Regions from separate parts of the Homo sapiens genome. Here region 1 is linked to region 2. A link is a loop called in an ENCODE intact Hi-C map of the cell type or tissue named here. Cell type or tissue: mammary epithelial cell. All regions are shown on one strand. Links, peaks and the distances in the headings refer to the core of each region. The heading gives the core; the rest is flanking DNA.

Region 1 (15,116 bases), core at 1,683-9,682, 1.0 Mb before region 2:
CAGTTCTGGTCTCCAAGGAGTGTGTGAAATGAAATACCTAAGTGGATGCCCTTGCCTGCATTTTAGAAATAGACCTGGTCCTGCCATTTACCTTCCCGGTGACCTTGAGCAGTTCAACTCTCTGGGCCTCTATTTCCTCATCTGTAGGACGGCGATAATTAGACCTAACTTCTAGGGTCTTAAAAAGGGTTCAATAAATTAAGGGATATAAAAGTGCTTTGGACAATGATGAACCCTAAAAAAAAAACAAACTTTGTTTGTCTTGGTATTTCATAGTTTGTCGTTTGCCCTAAATAAGGTCAATTTTTTAAAAATTGTGGTAAGGTATATAATATTTATTATTTTAACTCTTTTTAAGTGTGTAGCTTAATGGCATTAGGTACATTTGCAACGTGGTGCACCACCATCACTTTCCATTTCCAGAACTTTTTAATCATCCCGAACACAGATTCTGTCCCATTAAACACTAACTCTTCATTCCCCCTTCCCCTCACCCTCTGTTCCCTGGTTACCTCTATTCTACTTTCTGCTCCTATTAACTGGCCTATTCTAGGTACTTCATATAAGGGGAATCATACAATACTGGAATGGGATCATTAACCCCACATTAATTCCCACTTTTTTCTGTTTGCTTGGTTTTGGTGTCAGGGGTGGGAGGAGATGGAACTTTGGAGACTGCTTTGTAGACAGTGGAGCTCATTCTTTCCAGAACAGAAGATGGGGTGCTAGGGAGTCCTTGGGCCTCTCTGAGAGGCTGGACTTGGCATGTAATCTAATATGACTGATGTTTTTATAAAACAGGGTAAATTTGGACATAGAAAATTAACACCATGTGAAGGTGAAGGCAGAGACTGGGTGATGCTTCTATAAACCAAGAAACTCCAAGGACTGTCAGCAAACCAGCAGAAGCTAGGAGAGAGGCATGGAACGGATTTCTCCTCACAGCCCTCAGAAGAAACCAACCCTGTCACCATTTTGATCTTGGACTTTAGCCTCTGGAACTGTGAGACAATACATTTCTGTTTGTTTCAGCCACCTAGTTCATAGTACTTTGAAGTGACCTTTACACCACTCTCACTTAGAGATGAGGTCTGTGTCCCCTCCTCTTGAAATTGAGTGGCTTTTGTGACTGTGTACACAGGTAGAGTAAACTGCAGAGCTGCCTGTCTGTGACTTCCAAGGCTAGGTCATAAAAGGAGATAAAGCTTCTTCCTGGCTGGTTGGGCTGCTTGCTCTTGAAGCCTTCAGTCTCTATGCACGCAGCATGCCTTCCCAGCCTCCTGTGGTTGTAGAGTGTATAGAAGGCAGTTGGATCACTATGGACAGCGGGTAAGAGCTGAGGAAGCAGCCTCCGCCAGGTGGTAACATGGAGGACCCTGAAGGTAAGAAAGGGCTCTTACTTGTTGGAAGCCCAGTTAAATCCACTTACAAATTAATTAGACACAATGCCATTTCCAGATGAGAGTTCTGGGAAGGCTACTGTGGTTAGGGCTTGTTCTCGTTCCTCCTAGGAAACCATTTAATCCAGACTCTGAAGGATCAGGGGATGGGAGGACCTTCTTGCTGGTAGGCAGAGTGGCTGGCCTGTAAATGGCATTATTGGAGAGGCATCCCCAGCCTGAGCCCCAAACACTTCCTCTGCTCCCCTCTGTCTTTCCCTGTTAGCAGCACTTCCATTGAGCTGTCTTCACTCACCCTCAGAACGGGTTTTTATTGAGTTCCTACACTGTGCCAAGCACTTTACCTACATTATCTCGTTTAAACCTTGCAATGACTCTGCCCAACAGGTTTTATTGTCTTTCTACTCTATCATTCACATCTCAGTAGGATTAATTAACCAAATTAATCCTATAAGCAAATCTCAGTTGCACCGTGAATGTCTCAGGCTAAAGAACAGGTTTTAACTACTGTGGAGGAAGACCGGCCCCTTTAAGGAAGAAGTGACTGCAACCAGGGTTGAAGCAGGTTGTAAAATGTTGAAATCTGCTGAGCTCCGGAATGGAAATTTCTTTCAATGTAGATTAGGCCTTGATTCAGGGTACGGAGAGAGACTGGTACCTGTGGTTCCCTTGGCAACTGCTCTCTGATTGGAAGGAGCCTAAGTGCAGAGAAGGGAGCAGCTGGGGGGCCCGTGTGACTCATCCAAAAGTGGGCAGGAAGCAGTTAAAAAGCAGCCATCCGGTGAAGCTGTAGAGGGACAGGGTTTTTGCTTTCTTTTAATCAACATGCCAAGGTTTTGGGAGGGACTGCTGACACCAGAGATATCAGAGAAGTAGCATAGAATGGCTGGCTTCTGAGAAGCCTCCTGGTTAGGAAGGAAGTTGTTCTCTTTCCACTGCAAGCTTAGAAGCCTTCCAAGTTCTCTCCTTCTGCAGCATAAAGAGACAATAACTCAGAGGAAGGTATCCCCAGGAGTTTCCAGACAGCTGCACAGATTTAAGTGCAGAAATCTGAGCAGAGGTATAGTCCTGGCATTTACATGAACACCTTTCAGTAGCAGGAAGAATAAATGGAAAGAGAGCTACAGAAATACCAGGGGCGAAGTCTTCATCTGAAAGTCCAATCTTTGATCAAGAGCTGGTAGGAAGTCTGAGAATTTGTATCAGCAGTGATTCTAGGCTGTCTGGTCTGAGTAATTGGGATCAGAGCAACAGCTGATATCATGCTTACCTTGTGCCAGGCTCCCTTCTAAGGGCTTCCTGGACACCTGCTCGTGTCAGTCCTCACAGCAATCACATGAGGTATGTTCTGTTGTTGTCTCCTTGTGCGGATGAAGACACTAGGCACAGAGAAAACTGGCCACAGGTGTACAGCTGGGGAGGCCAGAGCCAGAATTCAGACCTGGGGTGTCTTGGCTGATGTGAGCTAGTGTGGGCCAGCATGGGACACAGAGGAGGATTAGCTGGAGAAGCAGGACAGAGGGCAAGAGAGACGAGATCTCCGACAGTGCTGGGTCAGAGACACTTTCCTGAGCCATGATTAAACCTGATTATGGACATGTTTTAGCCTGTCAGACTCCAGCACCCAGAGCGGTCCCCTCCTCAGAGTAGTTCCTGGCCAGTCCTGAAACAAGATGGGTGTTTTTATTGTTACTATTAATTATTTTTAGACACAGGGTCTTTCTCTGTCACCCAGGCTGGAGTGCAGTGGCACCATCACAGGTCACTGCAACCTTGAGCTCCTAGGCTCAAGCAATCCTCCTACTTCAGCTTCCCAAGTAGCTGGGACTACACACGTGTACTACCATGCCTGGCTAATTTTTTAAAATTATTTTTTTTAGAGACAGGATCTCCCTATGTTGCCCAGGCTGGTCTCAAACTCCTGGCCTCAAAAGATCCTTCTGCTTTGGCCTCCCAAAGTGCTGGGACTATAGGCATGAGCCACTGCACCCAGTCTAGATGGATGTTTTCAAAACACAGATCTAGTTATGGTACTCCCCTCTATAAAAAATCCCTTGTTTGTAGGATAAAGTCCAGGCAGGCCCTTTGGCCTGTCATATAAAGCCTTTCTGATCAGACCCACCCTGCTTGGCCCACTCCTTGCTGCATTCCTGTGATTCCAAGCCCTAAGTTTCCCAAGTCTCTCCTTTCCTCTGGCAGAGCTAATCATGGCTCACCCCATATTTTGATGGCTGTTCTTTCCAGGTGATGCCACTGCTGTGATGAGTTTTCTGTAAAGAGAGGCATGCTTCCTCTGCAGTACTCTCAGATAACCACAGATATAAGCAACATAGGAACATAAAGTCAAGGTGCAATAACCATAAACCTTGACAATAATCTTAAAACAAGAAAACAAGTGCTGAGTTCTAGAAAATGAGCCTATGTACATTAATTATACAGCATACCCTCATGTACTATAAAGCGGGCATGAAGGAAAATGGCGCAACTCCACCATAAATTTGATATCAAATGGATGTGCCGGAAGGCAGGGTGCGGCAGAGGCAAGTCAGATCAGCTTCTGCCACTACTGATTGTGTGACTTTGAACAAATAAGCCTGTTTCCTTAATGTTAAAGAAGAAATACCAATAGTGTCCAGGTCATGGTGGCGGCATGATAATTAAATAATATGTGTAAGGCTCCAGGCAGTCCTTTACCTTACTTTTCCTGACCAGTAGGAAATGTTCAATAATAATTAACGGCAATTTTTCTCACTTTGTCACAATGATTCTTATGAATTATCTAGATGAGAAGGTAGAGCTGAGGTCATCTTTCCCAGTGTGACATTCAAACTCTTTCCACAATACTTAGAGACACTCAAACTCTGGCTATGTACTTAGAGACACTTAAGATCTTTCTAGGTACTCAGGCTGAGGATTTTCCAGGCATGGTCCTTGGCCCACACAGGGCCCCCTGATGGGCTATAAACAGATTAAAAAAATCAAAGTTCTTGTTTTGTTTTTCATCTTTTTTTTTTTTTAAACAGACAAATGCTGTGCAATCTGCAAATGTTTGTTTTTATATAGCACAAAGGGTTGCTTACTGAGTATGTTATTAAAGATCACCAAAAATCACTATTAAAAATATATTTATAGTAAAAATCCACCAGATCAATTAGGTGATGAATCATGATAGCCACCTTGGTTCTTTTACTTAAATTTTTTGTAAAAAAAAATCTTTATTGAGATAGAATCCACATACCACAGAATTCATCCACTCATTTGTGATTGTGCAATTCACAAATCATTGTTTTGTTTCTTACCAGTTTTTTGATATCACAGCTCTTCCCAAATCTCCCTCTCCCTTTGAAAAGTGGGACCAGGTAGAGAGGGAAGCCATGGGTCTTTGACGACACCTGAGGGACTGTGGTAAAGCATTTTGAGACCTTATGCCTTGCAGTGGTTTGGAAAAGTAGCCTGCATTCCCCACTTTTACCACTGGGTGTCAGGCTTGAAGGTGGGTAAAGTCTCATGCTTGGGGAACCCAGCAGGGTATACAGGGCCCTGCACTGTTGCTCTGCAGGTAAATGGGATGAATGGAAGAGAAGAAGTAAAATTAGACATCATGGGATGATTAGAACTTTGACATTTCTTATGTTTGGGCTTGGAGAATTGCTTCACATTTCCTTAGGCATGTGGCAAAAAAAAAAAAAAGAATAGTTTTTTCCTCCTCCTTTTGCTCACCCTTTATTACTATGTTTCACCATGTTTTGAGGATTGCTGTGTGTCAGTAACTGTGCTGGAAAGGAGAATACAGAGATGTACAAGACACAGCTGGTCCTTTCCCCTAAGGTGCTCATACTATAGGGAGGAGGGAGATTACAAATAGATCAGCAGGCCACAAATGGCAAATGCGAAGAAAGTGGAGAGCACAGGGTCAGAACCAGGGGAGGGGAAGGGCCGTACTATACACGTGACAACAAAAGCAACACAAACGACACGTCTGACCTGTGTGGGGGTTTACACACTACAAATACTTTCACAGACAGAGTTTATCGATTATTTAAATTATATTTGTTGAGCACTGGGTTAGGTACTGAAGATACAACAGTGAAAAATTACTGTGGATGTTATTGTTTATACTTTGCATGTGCCAGACAGTGTGCCTGGCTTTTTTACATACATTATCACATTCAATCTTCCAAGAACTCATACAAGGAAGGATCTCTTAGACTGATTTTTCAGATGAGGAATGTGAGGTACAAGTTTCTCCCCCAAGAAACCTGTAACTTAGTGAGTTGGATCGTTGTCCCCACCCAAATCTCATGTTGAAATGTAACCCCCAATGCTGGAGGTGGGGCCTGGTGGGAGGTGATTGGATCATGGGGACCGTTTCTAAAGGTTTAGCACCATTCCCCTAATGCTGTTCTCATGACAGGGTTCTCACAAGATCTGGTTGTTTAAAAGTATGTATCACCTCCCCCATCTTTCTATTCCTCCTGCTCTGGTCATGTAAGATGTGCCTGCTTTCCCCTTTACCTTCCACCATGATTGAAAATTTCCTGCGGCCTCCCCATATCACTATCAGCAAACAGCCTGGCTGTGTTGTGCTCCTGCTCTAGGGATCTGTGGAACTTTGAGCTTGAGAGTGATGATTTAGGGTATCTAGTGGAAGAAATTTCTAAGCAGCAAAGTGCTCAAGATGTGGCCTGGCTACTTCTAACAGCCTATGTCCATATTTGTGGGCAAATAAGTGACATGAAACTGGAACTTATATTTAAAAGGGAAGCAGAACATAAAATATTGGAAAGTTTGCAGCTTGGCCATGTGATAGAAAAGAAAAACCCATTTTCTGGGGAGGAATTCAAGCCAGCTGCAGCAATTTGCATAGCTAAAAGGAAGACAAGTGCTGATAGCCAAGACAATGGGAAAAGGCCTTCAAGACATTTCAGAGACATTCACGGCAGCCCTTCTCATCACAGGCCCAGAAGCCTAGGAGGGAAGAATGGTTTTGTGGGCCATGCCCAGGGCCCCTCCACCCTGTGCAGCCCTAGGACACTGTCTTCTGCATCCCAGCTGTTCCAGCTCCAGCCTTGGATCAAAGGGGCCCAGGTACAGCTCGGGCTACTGCTTCAGAGGGTGCAAACCATAAGCCTTCATGGCTTTCAAGTGGTGTTAGCTTGCAGGTTCACAAAGTGCAGAGTTGAAGCTTGGGAGCCTCTGCCTAGATTTCAGAGGATGCATGGAAAAGCCTGGATGTCCAGGCAGAAGCCTACTGCAGGGGCAGAGCCCTCTTGGAGAACCTCTACTAGGGCAGTGTAGAGGGGAAATGTGGGGTTGGAGCTCCCCCCAACAGAGTTCTCACTGGGGCACTGCCCAGTGGAGCTGTGAGAGAAAGGCCACTGTCCTCCAGATCCCAGAATGGTAGATTCACTCACAGTTTGCACTGTGCTTCTGGAAAAGCCATAGACACTCAACACCAGCCCTTGAGAGAAGCCACAGGTATAGAGCTGCCCAATGCCTTGGGAGCCCACTCCTTACATCAGCATGTCCTGGATGTGTGACATGGAGTCAAAAGAGATCATTTTGGAGCTTTAAGATTTAATGATTGCCCTGCTGGGTTTAAGACTTGCATGGGGCCTGTAGACCCTTTCTTTTGGCCACTTTCTCCTGTTTCAAATGGACGTACTTACCCACTGCTTATTCTCCCATTGTATCTTGGAAGTAACTAAGTTGTCTTTTATTTTACAGGCTCATAGACAGACAGGACTAATCTTGTCTCAGATGAGACTTTGGACTATGGGCTTTTGAGTTAATGCTGGAATGAGTTAAGACTTGGGGGCTGTTGGAAAGGCATGACTGGATTTTGAAATGTGAGAAGGACATGAGATTTGGAAGGGGCCGGGGTGGAATGATGTGGTTTGGATCTGTGTCCTCACTCAAATCTCATGTTGAAATGATGTAATCCCCAGTGCTGGAGGTGGAGCCTAGTGGGAGGTAATTGGATCATGGGAGGCAGTTTCTAATGGCATAGCAACATCCCCATAGTGCTGTTCTTGTGATGAAGTCCTCACAAGATCTGGTTGTTTAAAATATTGTGCCCCTGCTCCAGGGATCTGTGGAATGTTGAGCTTGAGAGTGATGATTTAGGGGATCTGGTGGAAAAAATTTCTAAGCAGCAAAGTGCTCAAGATGTGACTTGGCTGCTTATAACAGCTTATGTCCATATGTGTGAGCAAAATGGATTGAGCAAATAAAAGACATGAAACTGGAACTTATATTTAAAAGGGAAGCAGAGCATAAAAGATTGGAAAATTTGCGGCTTGGCCATGTGGTATAAAAGAAAAACCCATTTTCTGGGGAGGAATTCAAGCCAGAGGTAGAAATTTGCATAACTAAAAGGAAGACACATGCTATGACAAAGACAAATTTTTGTGACCTTGAATTAGACAAAGATATCTAGATAGGTTGCCCAAAGCATAACCTGTAAAGGAGAAAATTGCTCAATTGGAACTCATCAACATTAAAAACTTCTGCTCTTCAAAAGATACTGCTAAGTGAATCAAAAGACAGACAAAAACTAGGAGAAAATATTTGCACCGCATATATCTGATAAAAGACGTGTATCCAGAATATATAAAGAACTTTCAAAACTTGATAACAAGAACACAACCCAATAGAAAATAGGCAACAGATATAAGCAGACACTTCACCAAAAAAGATATGTCATGGAAGATAAGCATATGAAAGGTGTACAAAATCATTAATTATTGGGAAAATACACATTAAAACCTAATGAGATTTTCCACACACCCATTGGGATGGCTAAAATTAAAAAGACTAACCATACCAAGTGTTGGCCAGGACGTGAAGGAACTGGAACTCTCATACACTTCTAAATGGCAATGTAAAATGGAAACCACTTTGGAAAATAGTTGGGCAGTTTCTTAAAAACTTAAGCATGTACCTTCTATATAAGCTTGCATTTTACTCCGATTTGCACAAAAGAAAGTTTATGTTCATACAGAGAGTTTTACATAAACATTTATATCAGCTTATAGCACTTATTTTCAAATAGTAGTCCTAAACTACAAAAAACCTGAGTGTCCATTAACTAGTGAATGGAAAAGTAAATTGAAGTAAGCCCATAGATAGAATAATTCTAAGAAATAAAAAGGAACGAACTACTCATACACACAACTACATGAAGGAACTTCAAAAATGATTTTGCTAAATGAAAGAAGCCAAGCAAAAAGAATTATACCATGATTTCATTTTTATAAATTTCTAGAAAATGCAAGCTTAGAAAATTTCTAGAAAATGAAAGCTCAATGGTTGCTTGGAATTGGGGAAGGGGAGAAGAGAAGGAGAGATTCCAAAGAAATTTTAGGTTAATAGTTATGTTCACTATAACTATTGGTTTTGATTTTGATAATAGTTTCATGAGTGGGTAAAACTTACCAAATTGTTCATTTTCTATCTGAAGTTTATTGTATTCAGTTAGACCTCAGTAAAATTGCTAAAACACTCAGTAGCAAGAAAACAAATAATCAAATTAAAAACCCAAAGATTTGAACAGACATCTCACTAAAGAAACAATATCAATGGCATATCAACACAGGGAAAGATGCTCAAGATTATTAGCTATTGGAGAAATGAAAATTAAAACCAAAATGACTACATATCTATCAAATGGACAAAATTATATTAAAAAACCCAAACCTAATAATATCAAATGCTGATGAGTATGTGGAGCAACTGGAATTCTCATACATTGCTGCTGGGAATGAAAATGGTACAGCCACTCTGGAAAACAGTTTGACAATTTCTTATAAACATATACTTATGATATGATCCAGTTATCCTATTCCTGAGTACTTGAGGAAATGAAAACAGTGTTTACATAAAAAGATCTGTTCACAAATAGCAGTTCGATACACCAAAAGAATGGAAACAAGCCCAAAGTCCTTTAATGTGTAAGTGGATAATCAGACCATAGTACATCCGTACAATAGAATACTACACAGCAATAAAAAATGAATGAGCTATTGATTTATGCAATAGTGTGAATGCATCTCAAGGGCTTTATGCTGAGTTAAAGAAGACATTTCCAGAGTTATGTATATTCTGAAAGACTTTCAAGACCAGCCTGGGTAACACAGTAAGACTCTGATTCCACAAAAAATAAAAAAAATTAGCCAGGTGTGGTAGGGTGCACCTGTAGTCCCAGCTACTCTGGAGGTTGAGGCGGGAGGATCAGTTGAGTTAGGGGTCTGAGACTGTAGTGAGCTGTGATTGCACCACTGTATTCCAGACTGGGCAACAGAGTGAGACCCTGTCTCAAAACAAACATATTCTATTATTACATTGACATGAAATTCTAGAAAGCTATAGGTATGGAGAGTGGATCAGTGGTAGGGGAAGAGTTTGACACAAAGGGGCAGCATGAGAGCATTTTCTGGGGTGATGAACCCGTGTTATATCTTGAGTGTGGTGAATGCATATTGAAGCTCATACAAGAGTCCACCAAAAAGAAAGCAAATTTTACTGTATTTAAAAAAAAAAGTTATGGTAAGAAGCTAAAGCAGTACTCAACAGGAAATTTTTAGCATTGAGTGGTCTCATTAGAAAAGAATAAAAGCTGAAGATTAATAAGCTAGACCAGGGCTTCTCAACTTCAGCACTCTTGACATTTGGGCTGGATAATTCTTTGTTTCTGGGGCTGTGTTGCTCACTGTAGGATGTTTAGCAGCATCCTTGGTGACTACTCACTAGATACCAATATCATTCTTCCCCCAGTTGTGACAACCAAATAATATCTTCAGACATTGCTCAATGTCCCATAGGGGCCAAAATTGTCCCTGATTGAGAACCACTGAACTAAATATTCAACTGAAGAATTTAAAAAGGAATAACATAAGAATAATCCAAAAAAGCAGAACATAGGAAACATTTTTTTTTAAAAAGAAACACTTATGAGATAAAAATCAAATGCACAATGAAGAGGCTTAATGCAGCCAAAAGTTCTTTCTCTGAGAAACTAATAAAGTTGAAAAATTTCTGACAAGATTGAGCAAGGAAAAAGAAAGAAGACAGACAAAGCAATGTAAGGAATAAAAAAAGCAAACATATTTACTGATGCTGCAGATATTTAAAAGATAATTAACAACTTTAAGCTAATATTTTGGAAAACTTAGATGAAATGGAAAAATTTCTAAAGAAATATAAGCTACAGAAATGGTTTCAAGAAGAAATATGAAACAAACAGCACTATAATTATTAAATAAATGGAACGATTAGTTTACAAATGTACCCTAAAGAAAAATCAGATCCTCCCAAATGATTTTACTTGTGAGTTTTACCAAACATTCAGGAGATAGATATTTTCAATCTTACACAAGCTAGTCTATAATATAGATAAAGAGGAAATACAAATATGCCCCAACCCATTTTATAAAGCCAGTATAATTTTAACACTAAATCTTGACAATGATAGTGTGAGAAGAAAATTGCAGGCAAATTTTACTTAAGAACATTGACACATAATTCTAAACCGAATGTTGGTAAACAAAATCCTACAATGTAGAAAAATGATAATATGCCCTAAGCTAGTTTACCTAAGGCATGTAAGATTGGGGAAGCATTAAAGCATAAAAAATCAATGTGATTCCTTACATTAACAAGATAAAGAAGAAAAGCAATGTGAGCATTGTATTAGTCTGTTTTCACACTGCTATAAAGAATTACTTGAAACTGGATAATTTATGAAAAAAAAGAGGTTTAATTGACTCACAGTCCTGCAGGGTTAACAGAAAGCATGACTGAGAGGCCTCAGGAAACTTACAATCATGGTAGAAGGCAAAGGGGAAGCAAGCAACCTTGTTCACATGGTGGCAGAAGAGAGAGCGAGCGAAGGGGGAAGTGCCACACAATTTTAGTGAGAACTCATTCACTATCGCAAGAACAGCAAGAAGGAAATTTGCACCTATGATCCAATCATCTTCCACCAGGCCTCTCCTCTGATTTGACACGAGATTTGAGTGGGGACATAAATCTAAACCATATCAATCATTTTAATAGATACAAAAATATAATAAAATTTAATATTCACTTATGATCTTTTAAAGAAGTCTTTGTAATCCAGGGATAGAAGAAAATGTTCTCACCTGATAAAGGACACTTACAAAAAACCTATACCAAATATCTTTTTTTTTTTTTTTTTTGAGACGGAGTCTCGCTTTGTCACCCAGGCTGGAGTGCAGTGGCGCGATCTCAGCTCACTGCAAGCTCCGCCTCCCAGGTTCACGCCATTCTCCTGCCTCAGCCTCCTGAGTAGCTGGGACTACGGGCGCCCGCCACTACACCTGGCTAATTTTCTGTAATTTTTAGAAGAGACGGGGTTTCACTGTGTTAGCCAGGATGGTCTCGATCTCCTGACCTCGTGATCTGCCCGCCTCGGCCTCCCAGAGTGCTGGGATTACAGGTGTGAGCCACCGCGCCCAACCCCAAATATCTTATTTAAAGGCGAAGCACTGAAATCATTCCCTTTAAGATAAGAAACAATACAAAGCCGTCTGCTATCACCACATCTCTTCAGCAATATGCTAAAGGCCCTAGCCAATGAAACAAGGCAAATAACACACACACACAAACACACAGAGGAAATACAGATCACGAAGAAAAATCATATTGTTATCACTTTAAAATGTTAGCTTATAAACATAGAAACCCTCCATGAATATGCAGATACATTATTAAATTAATAAAAGGTCTCTGGATATAAAACCAGTGCAAAAAGTTAACTGCATTTTCTACATCAGCAATAAGCAGTCCAAATTTTACTTCAAAATAGATACCATTTACAGTACCTCCAATGAAATGAAATATCTAGGAGTAAATCTAAAAAAATATGTACAGGAACTTTATGGAGAAAATATAAAAACTATTGAAAACATTAGAAAGTGATAAAATAATAGTGGGCTAGTTTCATGGATTGAAAGGCAATAATGTAAAAATTTCTGTTTTCCCAAATTGACTCAAACATAGATTTGATGCAATTTCAGTTAAAATTCAATAGGTTTCTTTTTCAGAGATTCTGAAAAACTGATTCTAAAATATATATGAAGAAATAAGAGGCAAAGAATAGATACCATTTACAGTATCTCCAATAAAATATCTAGGAGTAAATCTAAAAAATATGTATGAAAACTTTATGGAGAACATATAAAAAATATTGAAAACATTAAAAAATGATAAAGTAATAGTAGGCTGGCTGGGTGCAGTGGCTCATCCTGTAATCCCAGCACTTTGGGAGGCCAAGGCGGGTGGATCACCTGAGTTCAGGAGTTCAAGACCAGCCTGGCCAACATGCTGAAACCCCATCTCTACTAAAAATACAAAAATTAGCTGGGCATAGTGGCAGGTGCCTGTAATGCCAGTTACTCTGGAGGCTGAGGCAGGAGAATTGCTTGAACCCAGGAGGCAAAAGTTGCAGTGAGCCAAAATTGTGCCATTGCACTCCAGCCTGGGCAACAAGAGCAAGACTCTGCCAAAAATAAATAAATAAATAAATAAATAAATAAATAAATAAATAAGAAAAAGGCTGAGTTCATAGATTGAAAGACAATAATGTAAAAATTTCTTTTTTTCCAAATTGATTCAAACATAGATTCAATGCAATTTCAGTTAGAATTCAATAGGTTTCTTTATCAAAGATTCTGAAAAACTGATTCTAAAATATGTATGAAAGAATAAGGGGTAAAGAATAGTCAAAATCTGCTAAAGAAGAAGAGGGTGGAGAACTAGTTTATCAAAAAGCATTACAACACTATAGAAATTAAAACAGAGTGGCACTGTCTTAGGAATAGACAGACCAATGGAAGAAAATAGAAATCTCAGAACAGCTCCTAATACCTAATACAAAGGGAAACTTGATTTATGACAGAGCTGGTACTACAGTTCAGTAAGGAAAGACTCAATTTACAAAACTGTATTGGGTAAATTGATAATTTGCCATAAAAATGTTGGGATAATGCCTCAAACCATATATAAAAATAAATTGTAGATTGCTAAAACTTTAAATGTAAATGTCAATATTCTAAAGCTTGGTGATGATGATTATGATGATAGCACATAATACTATGTTCCAGACTATTTTCAACAGAGGTTATTTAGTCCAACAGAGCATGTATATGATGTAGGTACTAATATCGTTTCCACTTTGCATTTGAGTAAATTGAGCCACAAAGAGGTTAAATAAGTTGATCAAGTTTTCATCACTAGGATTTGAACCTAGGCAGTTTGGCTTGGGAGTTTATGTTCTTAAATACTGTAAATAGAGAGGCAGGGTGCATTTATGACCTCAGGATAGGTAAGGATTTCTTAAAATCCAAAAGTAGGAGCCACACAAACAGGTATGAAAAATGTGACTATGTTACAAACTTTTGTTTGTCAAAAGACACTCTAACAGAAATAAAAAGAAAAAGCACACGCTATAAGAAAAGATTTGTAACACAAATAAGTGGGAAAGATTAGCATTGAGAATATGTTAAAAACAAAAAACAAAAAACCTCCTGCAAGCCAATGAGAAAATGACAACCTGATATATGGTTTGGCTGTGTCCCCACCCAAATCTCATATTGAATGTAAGCTGAATTGTAATCCCTATGTGTTGAGGTGTTAAGGGATCTTTGGGGTATCAATTGGCCAGAAACCTCTGTGGCTGGTGGCACCTTTGCTGAGGTCTTGTCCTGTGTCCAGGAAGAATGAGGTACACAGACAAGTGTAGGGTAAACACGATGAAGAGGAGGTTTATTGAGTGTTAGAATGCTCAGAAGAGACCTGTGGTGGATAGCTCCTCTCTGCAGGCAGGTCATCTCGTTGAGTGTTCAGCTTTCAGCAGAGAGGAGGCCCTGGGGTCTGTGGCTCCTCTCTGCTGGCAGGTTGTCCCATTAAGGGTTCAGCTCTCAAGAGAGAGGAGGCTCTAGAGAGGGTAACTCCTCTCTGCAGCTGGTCATCCTTGTCCTGTCAGGGGTTCAGCTCTCAACAGAGAGGAGGCCCTGGAGATGGTAGTTCCTCTCTGCAGGTGGTCATCCCAATGTCTGCTGCTTTCAACAGAGAGGAGGCCCTGGAGAGGGTAGCTCCTCTCTGCAGCCAGTCATCCTGATGTCTGCTGCTTTCAACAGAGAGGAGGCTCTGGAGAAAGTTGCTCCTCTCTACAGGCAAGTCTTCCTCTCTTCTTCCCAGCTCTCAGCAGAGAGGATAGCTCCTCTCTGAAGTTGGTCATCCCATCATCTCTCCATCCTCTACCCTGCTTTAGCTGAGCCTGGGGCTTTTACGGATGTCAGAGGGGAGGAAGTGTGTGTCAGTTGGTCCATGGGTGGCCATGGGCAGGCCTGAAAGGCACTGCAAGTCCCCACTTTGATCTGCGGGACTTACTGCTCAGCCCCCAGCCTTCAGGCCATCCCTGGCCTAAAGGTAGGGCCTTACTAGGGATCCACTCCCTTCAATCCAGGAGCCTGTCTGCCTCCTGCTGCCATCCATGGTGCCTATGGTGCCCAGGCTGCTTGCACCAAAAGGCACCTGCAGGCCAGTGCCAAGCCACCCTCAGCCCTCCCCCTCAGTTTCTCCTCTCATGCTCATTTTGCCCAAATTCTGGAGGAGGCCGAGGTAGCAGGGTACTGGCATGTCAGCACTGCCCCAAGCATGTGCACACCTGGCCAGGCTGTGCCAGTGCCCAGG
Region 2 (16,978 bases), core at 4,700-12,699:
ACAGTTTGGTAGAATCTTAGGAAATATCAAAAAACCACTCAGAGCAACTTAAGCAAACAAAGGGGTAACTTATTATAAAAACACAAGAAACAGAAACCCACTCAAAACAATCTGACACAAAAAGGAGACATGATTATGAGAAAACAACTAACAGCCTAAGTAACTTAAGCTAAAAGGTTTCTATATTTTAACAATACAGATAACAATAACTCTGACACAAAAAAGCAAAATACTTTTAGAATACAAGAGCCCAAGGGCAGAAAGCATAAACTCCCAAAGGACTGGAATCAGGATGGCAGAGGCACAGACTGAGACCATCATCCGCACTCCAGAATCGTTCTCTCTCCTCCCTGCCTCCTTCTGAGCACTTGCTACATTCTCCCCTCCCTGCAGATCAATTTTCCTTGCTTTTCCATTCTCCTGGGATAAATGTGGCTGTCTCACTCCTGACTTTTTTTGTTTGTTTGTTTGTTTGTTGTTGTTGTTTTCTTTCCTTTTTTTTTTTTTTTTTTTGAGACAGAGTGTCACTCTGTCACCCAGGCTGGAGTGCAGTGGCGCAATCTCAGCTCACTGCAACCTCCACCTCCCAGGTTCAAGTGATTCGCTTGCCTTAGCCTCCTGAGTAGCTGGGATTACAGGCATGCATCACCACACCCGGCTAGTTTTTGTATTTTTAGTAGAGATGGGGTTTCGCCATGTTGGCCAAGCTGGTTTTGAACTCCTGACCTCCAGTGATCCACCCACCTTGGCCTCCCAAAGTGTGATACAGGGTGTGAGCCACCGTGCCCAGATCACTCTTGGCTTTGAATCACTTCCCAGTTTAGATTCCAGTTTCAGATCCCAAAGGATCATCTGAGGGAACAGGCTTAATTCAAGTGTCCACTGAGCAGCATCATGGGATTAGGCTTTTGCAGAAGGGGCAAGAGCAGGTCAGGCATTTTTATTTATTTATTCATTCGGTAAATACGAATTGAGCAGCTACCATATGCCAGACCTTCTTACAGGGGCTGAGAACAGACCAGAAAACCAAACAAAGTCTCTGCCTCCATGGAGTTCACATCCTCGTGACAACTAGACCGACGGACCCTTCTGTAGATGAGATGTTGGAAGCCCACCTGGTTCTAAGGCAAAGAGGGGTGGGTTTTTAGATGTCTCTGTTCAGTTGCTTCTGAAGGGTGACTGTAGTGTCTTAGTCATCTCTGGGCAGACTTTCTAGGAGATGATTCTGAATGCAGTCATGTCATCTGTGGATTTCTATTAGACCATTGATCAGAGGCACTTCTATTCTGAATTCATCCTCCTGGGTGGCTTTACCCTTTGCTAAAAGGAAACAAAGAACAGCAGGGATCCTGTGTTTTGGATACAGTTACCAAAATGGAGTCACAGGGAGGTTTATGTCTTTCTCCAGGCCACGGATATCAACAGAACCAGTGGGGTGGAAGGACCTTTATTCTCATATACCAGCATGTGTGGCAGCCTTTTCCTAGGCAGGAATGTGCTGAAACATCCACGCACATGCAAGACATATTCATTCATTCAACAAATGCTTGATGACTCCTACTTCATGCCATGCCCTCTGCTGGGTGTTGAGAATACAGCAGGGAGCAAAGTAATCATCATCCCTACCCTAATGTAACTTACAGGTGAGTGAGGGAAACAGCAAGAAGTAAGAAGCATAAGAAGTTAGGAAAGAAAACAACAGGCTCCTCTGAGAAACAAATCAGAAGGGTTGCTGTGAAGGCCTCTCTGAGCAGGATCCATTTAGACAGAGCCCTAAAGGTTAAGTAGAAGCCCTCTGTGCCAGAGTGGGGGCCAGGGGCGTTTCAGAGGGAAGAGTTTGAAGTGTGTGTTAGAGAATCTGAAAGAACACAGGAAAGACCAAAGTGAATCGATTTTTAATGGAAGGTCCTAAAAAGCATGTATTTTCTCTTTCAAGCCCTTGGAAGTAACACTGTGGGCCTGGAAGCTACGGCCACACCTGCTACCACCCCTATTCCCACCACCTGCTGCTGTTATGGGTCATTCTTCTTAAATGCAAATTAGAACTATCTTATATTCTGCCTCCTTTTAAAGGAATGCATGTTTGTTGGAAAAATTCAAACAATATATAAGCATATAAGATATACTCTTAAAGACTTAGCATGCCCCCAAATACCATCATCCCGTGCAATACCATTATTAACAGCTTGGTATCTCATTTCGGATACTTTCTATAAATATAAAGTAATGTAAAGTCTGTATCAGGAGTTGGCAAACTTTTTCTGGAAAGGGCCAGAGAGTAAGTATTTTTACTCCAGATGGTCTCTGTTGCCACTGCTCAGCTCTGCTTCGTAATGCTAAAGGCAGCCACAGACAATATGTAAACAAATGGCTGTGTTCCAGTAAAACTTTATTTACAAAACCAGGCAGCCACCGACCTGTGGGCTGTAGTTTGCTGATCCCTGTTCTATATGAATGAGATTGCACCATATGTACTCATCTGTAATCTGATTTTTTTGTATGTGAGCCCAAGAATAGATCTTGGACTCCTTCCCATATCAGTATTCAAAGAATAGTGCTATTCTTTTAAAAGGCTGCTAGTGTTTCAGTAGATGGCCCTAATCCACCCTTTGTAACCAGTTCCTTACTGGTTGAATGTTTGGGTTATATTCAGATTTTTGCAGTTATAAGGTTTGGAAGTAAGCCTCATCTATTAGGACCAGAGAGAAGCTGGCTCTTCTCATTTTCCCATTTTGAAGGGCTTGGGTTTTATTTATTATAATCACCATGATGTTTTAGTCATTTAGTGTTATCATTCACAGCTGAGCTTTGGTTTGGCTGACTAAAGACCTGATTTTGGTCTTAATTCTACCTCTAAATAGCTGAAAGGCTTGGAAGACTCATTTGGCCTCTCTGATCACCATATTCCTCATCTATAAACTGAACATGAGCATAACCGGCCCTGCCTTCTGCAGAGGGTATTGTGAGACACAAATGAGATAACGGCTTGGAAAGTGCCTTGAAAATTATGAAGTGATATTCCTATGTAAGGGGCTATCATCACTGTCATTATCCATGTCATTATTATTAATGTGGTAATGCTTGGGATGATGAGCTCATCTTTCTCTTACGTGTGAGTAAATATAGAATAGAGTCTGTAGTTGGAATCGTTGATGTGGTTGTTGATTTTCCAAGCCTCAAAGTATTCAGCCAAACAATTCAGCAGCCATTTATTAAGCCTCTATTATGTGCCAAATAGGGCTAGCCTTGGTGCCAAGTTCTGTGCTAGTTGCCAGGGTTATGAGAAGATCAGGTGATGAACCTTCTCCTCCAGGAGTTCAGAACCTACTGGAAAGAAATACCCTTACCCAAGTTACCAAAATAGCGTGATACATGTTATAACCAGGGAAAGAAAAACAGAATTCTGCCAGAGAGAAGGTGGCATTAAAAGTGTAGGATTTTGCCACACAAATAAGGAAAGAAAGGACATTCTGACATCTGTAAAGTTCTGGGCCAGTCATTCCCAGCTAGGGTCCAATGCTGGTGCAGCAGTTACCCAAAAACACAGTTGCCTGAACAAGGTAGACATTTATCAGACTTCCTATAAAAGAAATCTGGAGGACAGCGCCCAGGATTGATGAGGGAGCTCCACCTTGGCTGCTTTTGTCTCCCTACTCTACCATGCTAGTCCATGGATCCCATTTCAACGTTATCTCCGATCCAAGATGGCAACTGAGGTTCCAGCCATCATGTCTGAGTTCCAGACTGAGAGAAGGAGGAAAGATGCAAGGAAGGAAAGGCCAATAAGCATTTCCCTCAGCTGAGTCAACTTCCCTTAAACAGTCTTTTTAAAAGTTCCACAATAATCCACTGAAGATATTTGTTAAGTGCCCACCATGTGACAGACACTGGAATATGGCCGTGAACAAAACTGAACAGCTGCCCTTCTGAAATCTATATTCTAGTGGAGGAAGACAGAAAAAAATAAGGTCAATATAGAGTCGATGAGAGAGTATTAACTGCAGTGGAGAGAAATATAGCAGAGGAGGGTGTTGGGGGCATTGGGGAGAGGAGTATTGCAATTTTAAGTAGCTGCTCAAAGAGTGTCACTGAAGGAGAAATTGAGCTAAGTCCTGAAAGAGGTAAGACAGGGAGCCACAAAGACCAGAGGCCAGTGTCGTTGGAGCAAAGCTAGCATAGAGACGACAGGAGCTGAGGTCACAGAGGGGACTATTGGGGCCACATGTGCAGGGCCTTGAAGGCCTGTAAGGATTTTGGTTTTACCCCAAGTGACACGGGAGGCTATTGGATTGTTTTCAGCAGACATGATCTAACTCGTGTTTACACAAGGAGGCTGGGAAATGTAGAATTTAGCTGATGCCTTCAAGCTCTGGATAAAATTGGAGTTCTGTTATTGATGGATGAAGGTGGGGAAAGTGGTTATTGGGGACTACAGCTAGTTTTGCCTCTTATGAGCTGTGTGAACTTTGATTCCAAGTTACTTAATTTTTCTGAACTTTAGTAAGATTTAACCCACTTTGAATTTATAAAAAGGATAGATGAAACAAAAGACATGATGACAGGTCCCTGGATCTCTATGACTCACATATGGGTCACCCAGTGGCCAGTTCTATTCTGGCCAGAGACACTAGGCATATGGAGAAGACAGATTTGATAAAGGAGGTCAAGGCAATGCATCACGGGGCACATGAGGAAACCACTGAGGAGTGCCCTGTGACGAGTGGCCATGTTGTCGGTCCCACTTGGGTTTAAATGCAGTAGTGCATCCAGAGCTGCTCCACTCTCAGCTGCGGGCAACGACTTAAGGTGCAGGATCTTCTCACATGCTCCTGTGCAATAGTGAGACTCTCAGAGTTCCATCCCATCAGTCAACCAGATGATTGGCAGCTGAGTGACAGCCTCAAGTAGTGGCCGCCTCCTGTGTAGGTAATCTAAAAGGTACCCAGGTGACAAGGACGGCCCTCAGCAAAATTCCTCCTGAGCCATTCATCTCTGATGAATGAACACTGATCCCTTCTATTCTGGTTCTTCCCTCCTTAACTCCACTCTTTGAATTTCTGAGTCCTTCTGCAAGGACTGTCAGCACCCTTTTGTGAGTCCCCATCTCTAGACCTCTCTGTTGCCCCCCAATAATGTATCCTCCAAAATGCTCATCAGTCAACCTGATACTCAGTTGCATCTCCCTGGTACTGACTGGCCTCAGCTGTATCCTGTTACTGCCCAGCCCTGGTGACAACCCTCTTGACCATCAGTTATCTTAGAACAAGGAGGACGGAGGAAAGGTAATCATGCATAGAAGCGTGAGCATGGGCTCCCAGTTGCTGCTCAGGATTTCCAGCTGATGGTGAGGGATGCTGGAGAGTGTCCTACTCCAGAGATTTGGGACTTGGACTAGTACTCTCAAGCCACAGGCAATGTCAAGAGTGGTCTTGTTTGATGCAGAGCGACAGAGTAGAGGACTGTTTATTCATAAACTGTATGACTGATAGGGAAGACATGTAAGGGTCAATAGCCACATGAAAAAAATACTGTGGTTTTCATAAACTGGCAAGCACCCAATACCCAGTGCAGAGCCCTGGAAAACTGCACTGGAGACATCAACTTATCCCACCGGTCGGGTAACCCAACCCAGAGGTGGAAGTGAGTTTTGTACTTCCTCCCTGAATCTAAGTATTGGTACCCATGCACTCAGAAGAACCTGCAACAGATGGGTATGACTGGGCCTGCAGAACAGATGCCAGCTCTACTCCCCAGCCAGTGGTACAGATGGGGCAGAAGAGAGAGGAAGAGAAAGAGCATCTCCAAAAGCAGACTGTCTGCCCTGCTTCTCAGGTGAACACAAAAGGCCAGGAGGCTGCTGAGTGTGGGGGGTCAAAGATGAGTAAAGTGATGGGCTGTACCTAAGCACTGACCTTTACCACAGTGACCCTGCCGGCAGCTGAGATGTGGTCCAGGGACTGTCAGCCCCCACCAGCCAGAGAAACACATGTTTCCCTTGGGGAGGAGCAAGCAGGGGATGAGAGAGGGCCTCAGCGATTTTGCTGGGCCTCCTTCCTCTGTGGGTCAAGGCAAGAACATGGGGGGAGGAGGGGAAATTGCCCTCTTCAATGTGATTTCCATCCTTCAATTTCTACCCAAATTTAGAGACGTTTCTAGACCTGAGGGGAATAGGAGCCACAGTCACGCATCCCCGTGTGCTCTGTGGCTAATTAAAGTCGGGTTCTCCTCATGGGCACTGGAGCCCAAGAATAGCCTCCTCATGAGCCCTCTGTGTGTGTGCACGTGTTTGTATTTCTTTTTCCCAGAAAACCCGCGGGAGTCATGTTTTGATCCTGGTTCCATCAAGAACGGCACACGGGTGGGGTCCGACCTGAAGCTGGGCTCCTCCGTCACCTACTACTGCCACGGGGGCTACGAAGTTGAGGGCACCTCGACCCTGAGCTGCATCCTGGGGCCTGATGGGAAGCCCGTGTGGAACAATCCCCGGCCAGTCTGCACAGGTGGTGGAAGCCTGGGGATGGCAGGGGTCTGAGGAACTGAGGGCATGCCAGGGGCAGAGGGTGCTGTGGGCTGGGGAAGGGAGGGGGGCAAGGTCCTCAAGCCCGGCTCCTCCAAGCCTGGCAAACCTGGGTTTGCCGTGGATGTGTATAGAAGTGGCTTATAATTCACTAGGTGTGCAGTTCCTTTCAAGGTATCATCTCAGAACCCATGGTGTCCCTACCCCCATTCACATAGATGCTCATGCCCTCAACAGAGGCCCCCAGACATGCCACATCAGGGAGCTCACACCAGGGAGAAGTCATTTAAAGGTGGCTCCTGGACTAGTTCCTAGGCCTAGGGAAAATCACTGAGAGATCAGATATGTTGAAGTAAGGCCCGCAGGGTGTGCTGATTCCAGGTGGGTCTGGGTGAGCCATGGGGGTCCTGACAAGAGAGATAGGAATGAGTATCAGGGCTTTAAGAGCTTGGTGACCACCCATTGAAAAGCCAAGCATACCCCCTTTGTCATGGTAAGAGAGGCAGGCTCAGACCCGCCCCTTGTGGAAATTGGGCACCTTGGAGAGGAACAGAAGGTGGCTGGGTCACATGGGCTGGCCACTCCCCATGGGGTTAGTCCGGGGAAGCTTCAGCTCCCTATTCACACTGACACTCACTGTCCAGGTTAGATGTCAGCCAGGGCAGCAGATCATTTCTAGGCTCCACGTGTAAGCAGAAGAGGTTCCTAATGTGCTCCCTAAGGCTGTGACTTCAGGGACCAATGCCAGGGTTAATAGGTAGAGGGCAAGAACTGACACCTGCCCAAGAGGGCCCTCGGTAGCTTCAGGGCAAGTTTCAGGCTACATGCCAGGCCAGGGGTGCACGTTCTTGGGCAGGGCAGGGTCCGCAGGACTTGCCTTCTCCAAGCTAGGGCCTGCCCACCTCAGGGCAGCCCTACTGGGGCCAGAAGCTCAGGCTGGGGCAGAACAGAGGATGGTCACTGGTAAGAGGCCCACAAGGTCACCTGACTCTCTATCTGGTTTCTCTTTCAGCCCCCTGTGGGGGACAGTATGTGGGTTCGGACGGAGTGGTCTTGTCCCCCAACTACCCCCAGAACTACACCAGTGGACAGATCTGCTTGTATTTTGTTACTGTGCCCAAGGACTATGGTATGGGTTTTGGTTGTTGTTGTTCATATGTTTTCTGACTCCTCACCCTCATTCCAAAATGAGCAATTCCTCAGACGCCTCCCAATTATATACAGCCCCATTGTGGGAATCGCAGAACAGTCTCCCCAAAAGGACGGCCGAGTGCTGACGTTTCTCAAACGGGCTGCAGAATACATTCCGGACACAAGAGGGCAGAAGGGCACAAGTGAGCCCCGCCAGAACCAAGGGGACAGAGTTGGTGAGAAACTGGCCAAGACAGAGGGAAGGCAAGGTGCCCCAGGGGACTACCCAGTATGGCCCAAGTCCTAAGGGAGGTGCCGCAGATCTAGACCTGTTAGGAACCCAGGGTGAGTGGCCAAGGAGCAGGAGGGAGGAGAGGAATGGGATGGAGCTGGGCTTGAAAGTGCAGGTGAGGGAGACCAGGAGCCACATCATTCTGGTGTCCCATCTGAGAACCAAAGCCTGGTCCAGAAGCTATAGGTAGGACAAGCAAGAAAAAAGTGAAAAGCAGACCAGTGCCCTGGGAAGACAGAGAAACTTCCAGATTCCAAGAGATGTGGGCAGAAAAACCAACCCAGGCTCATTACCTGGTTGGCAGTGGGGACATTCAAGAGTCCTGCCAGCCTTGGAGGCATTCAGGAAGATGAAGGGCAACCAGGTGACCAGGCTGGCTTCTTTCTTCCTGGATCTCCTCTTTGTAGGAGGACTAACAACCATATCTAAACACAATTGATGTTGGATGTGGCAAAGGACATCAACATGTCCCGACCACCCAGGGGAGGAGCAGGACGGAGGGAGCAGCCTGCAGAGAGCCAGCTCCTTATTCCCCAAGACAGGATGGGCAAGCACAGAGCAAGGCCTGATGCTTGAGGCGTTCGCCAAACATTTAGTAAGCACCCATTGGGGGCCACGCACTTTACTGGGTCCTGGAGTTGCAGAGATGAGAGAGACATGTTCTCTGTCCTCTATAAATTCCCAGTCTCATCTCTACCCATAGCTCCAGCCATCAGTACACCCACTCCTGCCCCAGAACCAGGACACCTATGTACATGTACACACACTCCCCAATATACTGAGGTGGCAGGGGCCTCAGACCTGCAGGATCGCAGTTAGAAAAGTCCTGAAAGGCTGTCCAATCTGATCTGCTACCCAGAGCAGAATCCTTGGTAGGTGGGCATGCAGTTTGTGCCTGGATCCCTCCAGTGATAAGGAGCTCACAGCACTGACTACAGATCTCTGTATACAGTTTTCAACTCAATGACACTGACTAACTGACGTTGGGACGCATGAATGTGGGGTCCTGACATCGCATGGAGAATGAGGGATGGTACCCAAAGCCCTCTGATGGCCTCCAGATAGCTGCTGCAGCTGCTATCTGGGAAAGGAACAAAGTTGGCTCCATTTCGCCTCTACCCGCCTGACCTTTGGGTGCAGCCCTCCATGTTGTCTTGACCCTTGTGAAGGCCAGCCCGGCCTTCCCAGCTCCCCGCCTCCCTGTGCCGGGTGTCTGGCCACTGCCAGACTGTGCCACTGCACTAACCAGTGCAGCAAGCCACAGCCCAGGAACCAACAACTTCCCCAGGGCTGCCCTCCTCCTGGCTTGGGCCCCTAGACCCCTAGATCCCCTCTCCTGCCCCCAGCGTGCCTGCCCAGTCCCCACACTGTGTCTCCTCCACAGTGGTGTTTGGCCAGTTCGCCTTCTTTCACACGGCCCTCAACGACGTGGTGGAGGTTCACGACGGCCACAGCCAGCACTCGCGGCTCCTCAGCTCCCTCTCGGGCTCCCATACAGGTATCCGGGGCTCGGCCAGTGTGGGGATGGTTGTGGGCCGGGGGCATCACGTCCGGCTAAAGGAAGGAGGCTCTAGAAGCACCCCATGGCCGCAGGTGGAACCCTACGGCTCTGCGTGCCTGTCGTGTTCTGGTGCTTGTCTACAACGCAGCAGCCAGCTCGTGAGAGCTCCAACTAGCGGGGCCTTCAGCAGCTGCCCTCACCCAGACTGTGTCTACACCGCCCCCTTGTGGTGTAGCCTTCTCCTGTTGGTTCGTATTCAGATGCAACTTTTTTTCTTACTATAAATGTATTGCATTTTCATTATAGAAAACTTAGTGACAAAACAAAATAATTGCATACAGAATCAAAATAAAGACTACCCCGAAAGAGCCACTGACAAGATGTAGTGGATTTCCTTCCAGTCTTTGTATCTACTTCGACGTTTACATATTTTATTCAACAAACCAATATACATATTTTATTGAAATATTCGCTACGAGCTTTTCTCTGTCATTTTTTTTCTTCTAGGCTAGGATTTTTAAGTGCTACATAGTAGTCTCTCATACAGTTAGTTAAAATTTATGTAACGAATTCCCTATTATTGAACATTTAGATTGTAATGTTTTGTGCTTATGAATAGTAATGCAATGTATTGTACATACATCTTTATATACATTTCTGTTACTTTAGAATATCTAGAAGTGGAATTGTCAAGTTAAAGGATATGTGAGATCTTTAAGGCTTTTTATGCAGATTATCAAATATCCCTCTAGAAAGATCTTGTCAGTTTGATCACCAACAAGAAAGAGGGCATGTTTTATTCTCACAAAAACCAGGTAATTAAAAAAACAAAAGCGTCATCAGTTTGAAAAGTGAAAATGGTATCTCATTTTCTAATTTGCCTTGTTTTATTACTAGTTAGGTTAAATTTTTATAATGTGTTTATTGGCCTGTGCATTTTTTATTTGTGAATTTATTGTGAATTTGTGTCGATTTTTCTACAAGCACTTATTTTCTTATTTATTGAGTAGAGCTCCATATTTTATAAGCTACATAAATATATATAATATGCTATAAAAAGCCCTCCTCTCCAGCTTGTCTTTTGCTATATAATTTTCTTCAGGGTGCTTTAATGTCAGAATATGTAAATTTCCCATGCTATCAAATCTATCAATGTTTTCTTATATAGTTTTCTCCTTTGCTTTTATGCTGGTCAAATAAATATTCCTCTGTGTTTTCTTTCACTTCTTAGTTTCATCACACTGCTTTAATACCTTTGGAATTTATTTTGATTTATTATTTGATATAGGGAATCTAACCATATTCTTTCAAATATAGTTAATCAGTTGTCCTAGCAGAATTTTCAAAATGCCAAATTTACATATACTAAATTTTTATGAAGGGTCTGTTCTTAGACTTTTTATCCATTTCTTCCAAGTGTCTATTTATTCCTTTTTTAGTTTTAATTATTATAACACTATAATAGTGTTTACTATATAATAATTTTAAATACATGGTACTATAAGTCCCCAGAGCCATTCTTTGTTTTGAATTTTTATTGGCTGTTGTTGCTTACTTTTGCCTCCAAATTATATTTAGAAATATTTTGTTAAGTTTAAAACATTGCATCAGAATCTTGACTGGGATTTAATAAAACTTACACGTTAAATTAGGGTGAACTCACGTTTATATTAACTCTTCTTCCCATCCAGGAATACAATATGTCTCTCCATTTGTTTATCTTCTGTAGCCCTTGGGAGGGTGCTATAATTTTTATTTAGGCAGTATTCATTGTTTGTTAACTTTATTCCCAGATATTTCATGGAGATTTTTGTTGCTGTTGTAAATGGGTCTTTTTTCCCCCATTATGTTTTCTAGCTGGTCTTTACTAGTATATTCAAAGACTGTTGTTTTTGGCATATTTGCTTTGTAAAGTCATCAGACTCTTCATAATACTGCTTACACTGCCAACTAATTCTCCTGGCTCCTCTAGGCAAGAAGTAATATCATCTGCAAATAAATTTGTCTCATTATTTTATCTCCTCCTTTTCAGTGGCTTTTCTTTTATTTTCTTCCATGGTTATTGGTCTATTCAGGTATATTACTCTAATATCAATGTTGATATTTTAGCTTTTAGTAAAAAATCCATTTCATAATTTCATTTACATTTAGTACCACAATGTATATAATGTACTATGGTGATGTTTACCCTGCTTTGTATTAGTGGTGATATTCCTGCCTTTGTTATCCTGCATCGTGCATTCATCATCCCCTTTTTACTCGGCTGTACCAGGTGTTTTGTGTTTTTGTGGGTTTTTTTTAATTTTTATTGCTGCAATTTATCAATTATTCTGCAGTTTGTTGTTGCTTTTTTTTATTAATCTCTGCCTTTATTTCATCATTTCCTTCCTCATATTTTTCTTCTGATTATTTTGTTCTTGTTCTAACATCTTGAATTGAGAGCTCTGTTCATTATTTTCTCTGTGTAATAAAGAACATGTTTACAGCGATGTATTCACCTCCAAGCATAGTTTTGGCTTCATGCCATAAATTTTGATATGTACTATGTTCATCATCATTACTTTTTAAATAGCTCATCATGGTGTTGTTTACTCTTTTTGCCCAAGTGTTGGCTAAGAATGTCTTTTCTTTTCCCCTAAGAATATGGATTTTGTTCTTATTGCATTAAACTTTTGTGTTAATTTATATTTTTATTTCCATGTAGTGAAAGAATGTGGCCTGTACCATTTCTTCTTTGGGGATTAATTGAAGTCCCTTCAGTAGCCAAGGACCTTTTTTTTTAGTTTTCTAAATATTTAAGAAGGATGTGTGTTCTCTGTAAGGTAGAGAAGCAAGACGAATGAGCTCAGGCTCTACAATCACACTCTTTTCTTAGCTCTCCTATTTGTTTTCTAGGTGACTTAAGGCACAATACTTGACCTCTCTGAGCTTCAGTTTTCTCCTCTGTAAAATGCAAAGAAAAAGAGTCCTACCTCCTAAAGTTAGTGTTAGGAGTAAATGAGTTTTGTAATTGCCATTAAATCAATCTTACTCAATTTTGTTATTCAGATCTATTGTATCAGTGATTCTCAACCAAATGAATTTTTTGTAACCACCACCTCACACATACACACCCAACCAAGAGTGTAAATCAGGAACTCCTGGAGTAGGATGCCTTTTCAAAACAGATAGATAGATAATGTATAGCTATAGATTTAGAGTTATAGTAAGGATTTTCAAGTAAAGAGCTATAGAGAGGTCTACATTTAAGACCTATAGATGTAAATATGGATGTAGATATAGGTGTATAGGACCAATAGAAACAGGAAGTAAGGAAGGAAGGAAGCAAGGAAGGAAGGAAGGAAGGAAGGAAGAAGATGGGGGAGGAAGATGAGAGAGTGAGAGAGAAAGAGAGAAAGATGTATAAGACCTGTAGATATAAAACTCCTGACCTCAAGTGATCTACCTGCCTCAGCCTCCCAAAGTGCTGGGATTACAGTGAAACCCCATCTCTACTAAAAATACAAAAATTCACTGGGCATGGTCGTGGGTGCCTGTAATCCCAGCCACTCGGGAGGCTGAGGCAGGAGAATCACTTGAACCCGGGAGGTGGAGGTAGCAGTAAGCCAAGATCGCGCCATTGCACTCCAGCCTGGGCGACAGAGAGAGACTCCGTCTCAAAAGAAAAAAAAAAAACCTGTAGATATCAATATCAGTATATTCAGAGAGTCCCTTATTCCTCATTTGGAGAAACACTGATAACAAGCCATTGGTACTGATGGGAGTGCACTATGTCCCTGTCCCTGAGTTGCGTTGGGGGAGAAAAAGCTTAAGGACCGCTACTCAACAGTCTTCATTTTGTTTTTCTATTTGATGTATCAATGATTGTGAATGTTGCATGAAAGTATTTCCCATTACAGTTATGATATTTTGTTGTCTTCTTGTATATCTAGCAATTTTTGCATCTGTTTTCCTGACATATCTTCTCTCATTTTCTCCAAGTCTTTCTCTTTTAAGAGGAAGTTGACTCATTTATTTTACAAGTGAATTATTTGGTCTGATATCTGTCATCTTGTGTTGTTCTTTCTGCGCTTTTGTTTGTGTTGTTTTGATTTTGCTTCCTCGCTTTTCCATACATACCTGACCCATCTCTAATTTTCAAGTTTTTCTTGATATATTTGGACTTTTATATTAATGTTATAGTAGTTATTTTTTAAATTGTGGACTTCTTCCCCAAGAGCAAATTTTTGAATTTGCATTTGCATTTTGTTTTGTTAGCTCATTGACAATAGTTATTATACTTTTCTGGTTGTATTTATCCCTGCTGGTGTCTGAATTCCCTACTTTAGTTTTGGGTTTTGTTTTTTTTTTTTTCAGTAGGGCTTATAACTGCAGTACTTTCTGTACCATGCATATATGAGAATGCTTTCCTTTTGACATGGGATATAAATGACACCTTGATTGTAAATCAAATTACGGGTCAAACTTTATCTTTCAAAACTGCAGTAATTATTCCACTCTATTCCAACATTTACTGTTACAGACAAATTGGGGTCCAACGTGATTCTTTGTCCTTGTAAGTAACCTGTGCTTTTCTGTCTATGTGATTTTCTTTTTTTGTTGTTGTTAATTAAAAAGCCCACTGGGAGGTGTTGTGGTGGAGGTCTCTTCTCACTAATTCTACCTTGCACTTGGCAAATATTTCAATCTGTACCTCACATCTTAGGAAAAGTGTCTTCTTTCTTAAATGATTTTTTTTTTTTTTTTTTTTGAGACAGAGTCTCACTCTGTCACCCAGGCTGGAGTGTAGTGGTGCAATCTCAGCTCACTGCAACCTCTGCCTCCCAGGCTCAAGAGATTCTCCTGCCTCAGCCTTCCGAGTAGCTGAGACTCCAGGTGTGCTCCACCATACCCGGCTAATTTTTGTATGTTTAGTAGAGATGGATTTTCACCATGTTGGTCAGGCTGGTCACAAACTCCTGACCTCAGGTGATCCGCCCGCCTCAGCCTCCCAAAGTGTTGGGATCACAGATGTGAGCTACTTCACCCTGCCTTAAATGATTTTTTTTCTCCTTCAATTTCTCTGTCTTCTCTTTCTGAAATTCCTGATACATGCATATGGATTTTTTTTTCATCTTTCACGTCACTTGTCATTTCTCTCGTTATTTTAATCTCTTTATCCTTTTTCTGTGGATTCTGAGAGAATTTCCCAAATTTCATCTCGACTTCACTGTTCAGTTTTTGTGGAATCCAGCTGCTTGCACTAGCATTTCTCATCTCTTTGCAGCCTTTATTGATCTCAGATCCTTCTTCCTCTGACTTCACAGATGCAATGCTAGATTTAATCTCATGACAACCATGACTGAACATCTGCTGAGAGTTTTGCCTGTTCTTTGTTGTGGTTCACATAAAGTATTTGCTTTGACTTCTTAGAGTGATCTCCTTCCTCAAAACTTTAACATTTTTTCTTATGTCCAGTGATTTTACTATTTGCTCTCCCTTGAAGATGGAGGCCCGTGTGCCTTCAGGGCTGCAGTTGACATGGGTTCTGTGAGAGCTCACTAGGGTCGTTATCCACATCTGTCAGGCCAAATAGAAAAGTTGAGTTTCACTCTGCTCACATCCATCTGGAGGAGGAGTTGGAGATGGCAGTGATATCAAAGGGATGCTTTGCCTTCATGAGTTTCTTTCTGCTTTGGCAGCTACATGTTAGCTGGGGGCAATAACTGTTAGCTGGGACAATGACTCCTAGCCAGGCTCAGCCTTCTGGGTCACATACACATCTAAGCCTGCCTTGCAAAAGCTCTCTGCTCCCATATTGGTGGCATCACATGAGCTTCCTGGAAGTACAGGTGGACCTCCCAGTAGTTCCGTTGTGGGTCCCAACTCTAGCCCTCACTGTAGTGGAGATAGAGCCTGGTTCTCTGTAATCCCTGCTTCGTCCTGAGAATGGGGTCTGGGGTCAGCAGCGCTTCTCAGGGGTCCCTGAGGCTGCAGGGGGGCAGCAGGCAGAGTGGCCATGCTGCTGCCTCCACCCATGTTCTCCCTGCGCTTCCCCAGAATGGCAACTACACTAATTGGCTGCAGGTCCAGTTGGTGCTGTCTCTCCCCTGGCCCATCTGTACTGCACCAAGCAGAAGATATACCTTTGTCTTCTGCTACAAAAGCTGTCAGTCTACCCTGGTTTCCTGTGCCCATGCAGGTTCCCCCCAGTTTGTGTGTTATTGGCCGGCAATAGTACATCCTGGTTTGCCTGGGACAGTCCCACCATAACTATTGATAGCACTTTCTTTGACTCTCAAAAATGTTCTAGTATGAACAATACATTACACCATCGCTCTGGTAATCATTTCACAGGATGGTGGGAGAGTGTCTGGGAAAGACCAGTTGCTCCTAGATGATCACATCATCCTCCTTCCTAGAGGCCAATGCTATTTTTAAAAACTCAGATTGATGTCAGTTTTCCAAGTAAACCACCAGTCAGCCGGCTTGGTAACAGCTGCTGTCTCCATCCCTGTCGCTCCACACATCCCTAGCAGCCTTCTCCTTTCCGGCACAGGTCATTTAATCTTTCTGGACCTCTCTTTCCTTCTTTATTAAATGAGGGTACTGAACTCTGTCATGCCAACCTCACAGTGACCACAGGTCAAGTTAAGACCGTGAATGAAAAAGCTTTCTATAAACTTTAAATTGTAAAGTGCAGTAAAAATACGTGAGATTTTATTTCAGGAAGGCCTGGAATGTGGAAGGAATTGCTGCATGGGGTACTGGCAGCCCCTCCTTCCTGGCCAGGATTTTATCTTCTGGGCCCACCTGCTGGACTCACTGTTCTCTCCTCCTTGCCCCTTATCTCGGCAGGAGAATCACTGCCCTTGGCCACCTCCAATCAAGTTCTCATTAAGTTCAGCGCCAAAGGCCTCGCACCAGCCAGAGGCTTCCACTTTGTCTACCAAGGTATGGAGGACATGGACGCCGGAGGTAGGAAGGTGATCTCGGTTCTTAAGGGACTCGTGATCGAAGGGACAGGGATCTTTGACCTCTAGTCTGAGTCCCTTTCTCAGGGTGTTTGGGGGCAGTTACTAGTTTGTAGGGCAATTCCCTGAAATCCAGTTAATTTTATGCATTCACTTACTCAGCAGACATTTCTTAGACAAGTTCTGTGTTTAATGAGGAAGGAAATCAGACAAAGGCAGCCAGTTTTTTCCCCTTCCCCACTCCACCCATTGTCTGGCATGGTCCAGATGGCACTGAAGAGACCAGCCCAGGCATCTTACCTGGACTCCCCTGGAGCTTGGTTTTGTCTGCCAGGCACAGTAAAGGTGCGGGGAAAACACAGGCTTTGAAGTGCCGTGGACATCGATTTGAATCCCACCTCCCCACCTTCGAGCTAGGCTCCAGCTACGCCAGGCCTCAGAGCCTGTTTGCTCACCTGTAAGGAGCGGGCAATCACAATGCCTCACTGATAGGATGCAAAGAGGCTTCGGGAAGTAGCTGGTACCAACCAGCCAGTTGGTGTTAGTTCCCTTCCTTATTGGCCCAGAAAGGTAGTTTGGAGCAT

What was found. Peaks named below come from ENCODE experiments on the same cell type or tissue, not always from the same donor. Only the 100,000 strongest peaks of a DNase experiment are listed, where the experiment ranks them.
Region 1: a loop joins it to region 2, with 14 times the contacts of the local background. A loop is called at or near these places in 5 of 110 quality-filtered maps.

The regions. Positions count from the first base shown.
Region 1 is chr1:34,671,431-34,686,546 of GRCh38, reverse strand. LOC105378641 (a long non-coding RNA gene) reads left to right here and starts at 1,228. Exons shown (of 9, transcript XR_001737964.2): 1 at 1,228-1,382. In mammary epithelial cell, for the core only: a CTCF peak has its summit at 4,876; no DNase peak of the experiment used is centred there; H3K27me3 peaks cover 186 bases.
Region 2 is chr1:33,625,882-33,642,859 of GRCh38, reverse strand. It overlaps CSMD2 (CUB and Sushi multiple domains 2), which reads left to right. Exons shown (of 71, transcript NM_001281956.2): 30 at 6,306-6,500; 31 at 7,530-7,646; 32 at 9,325-9,438; 33 at 16,279-16,374. Among named protein-coding and RNA genes, the nearest start is that of ZSCAN20, 160 kb to the right of the region's middle. RefSeq lists a silencer at 5,856-6,026 and enhancers at 5,989-6,919, 6,920-7,851, 8,819-9,325. In mammary epithelial cell, for the core only: CTCF peaks have their summits at 7,830 (motif pointing right) and 9,659 (motif pointing left); a DNase peak (open chromatin) is centred at 9,639.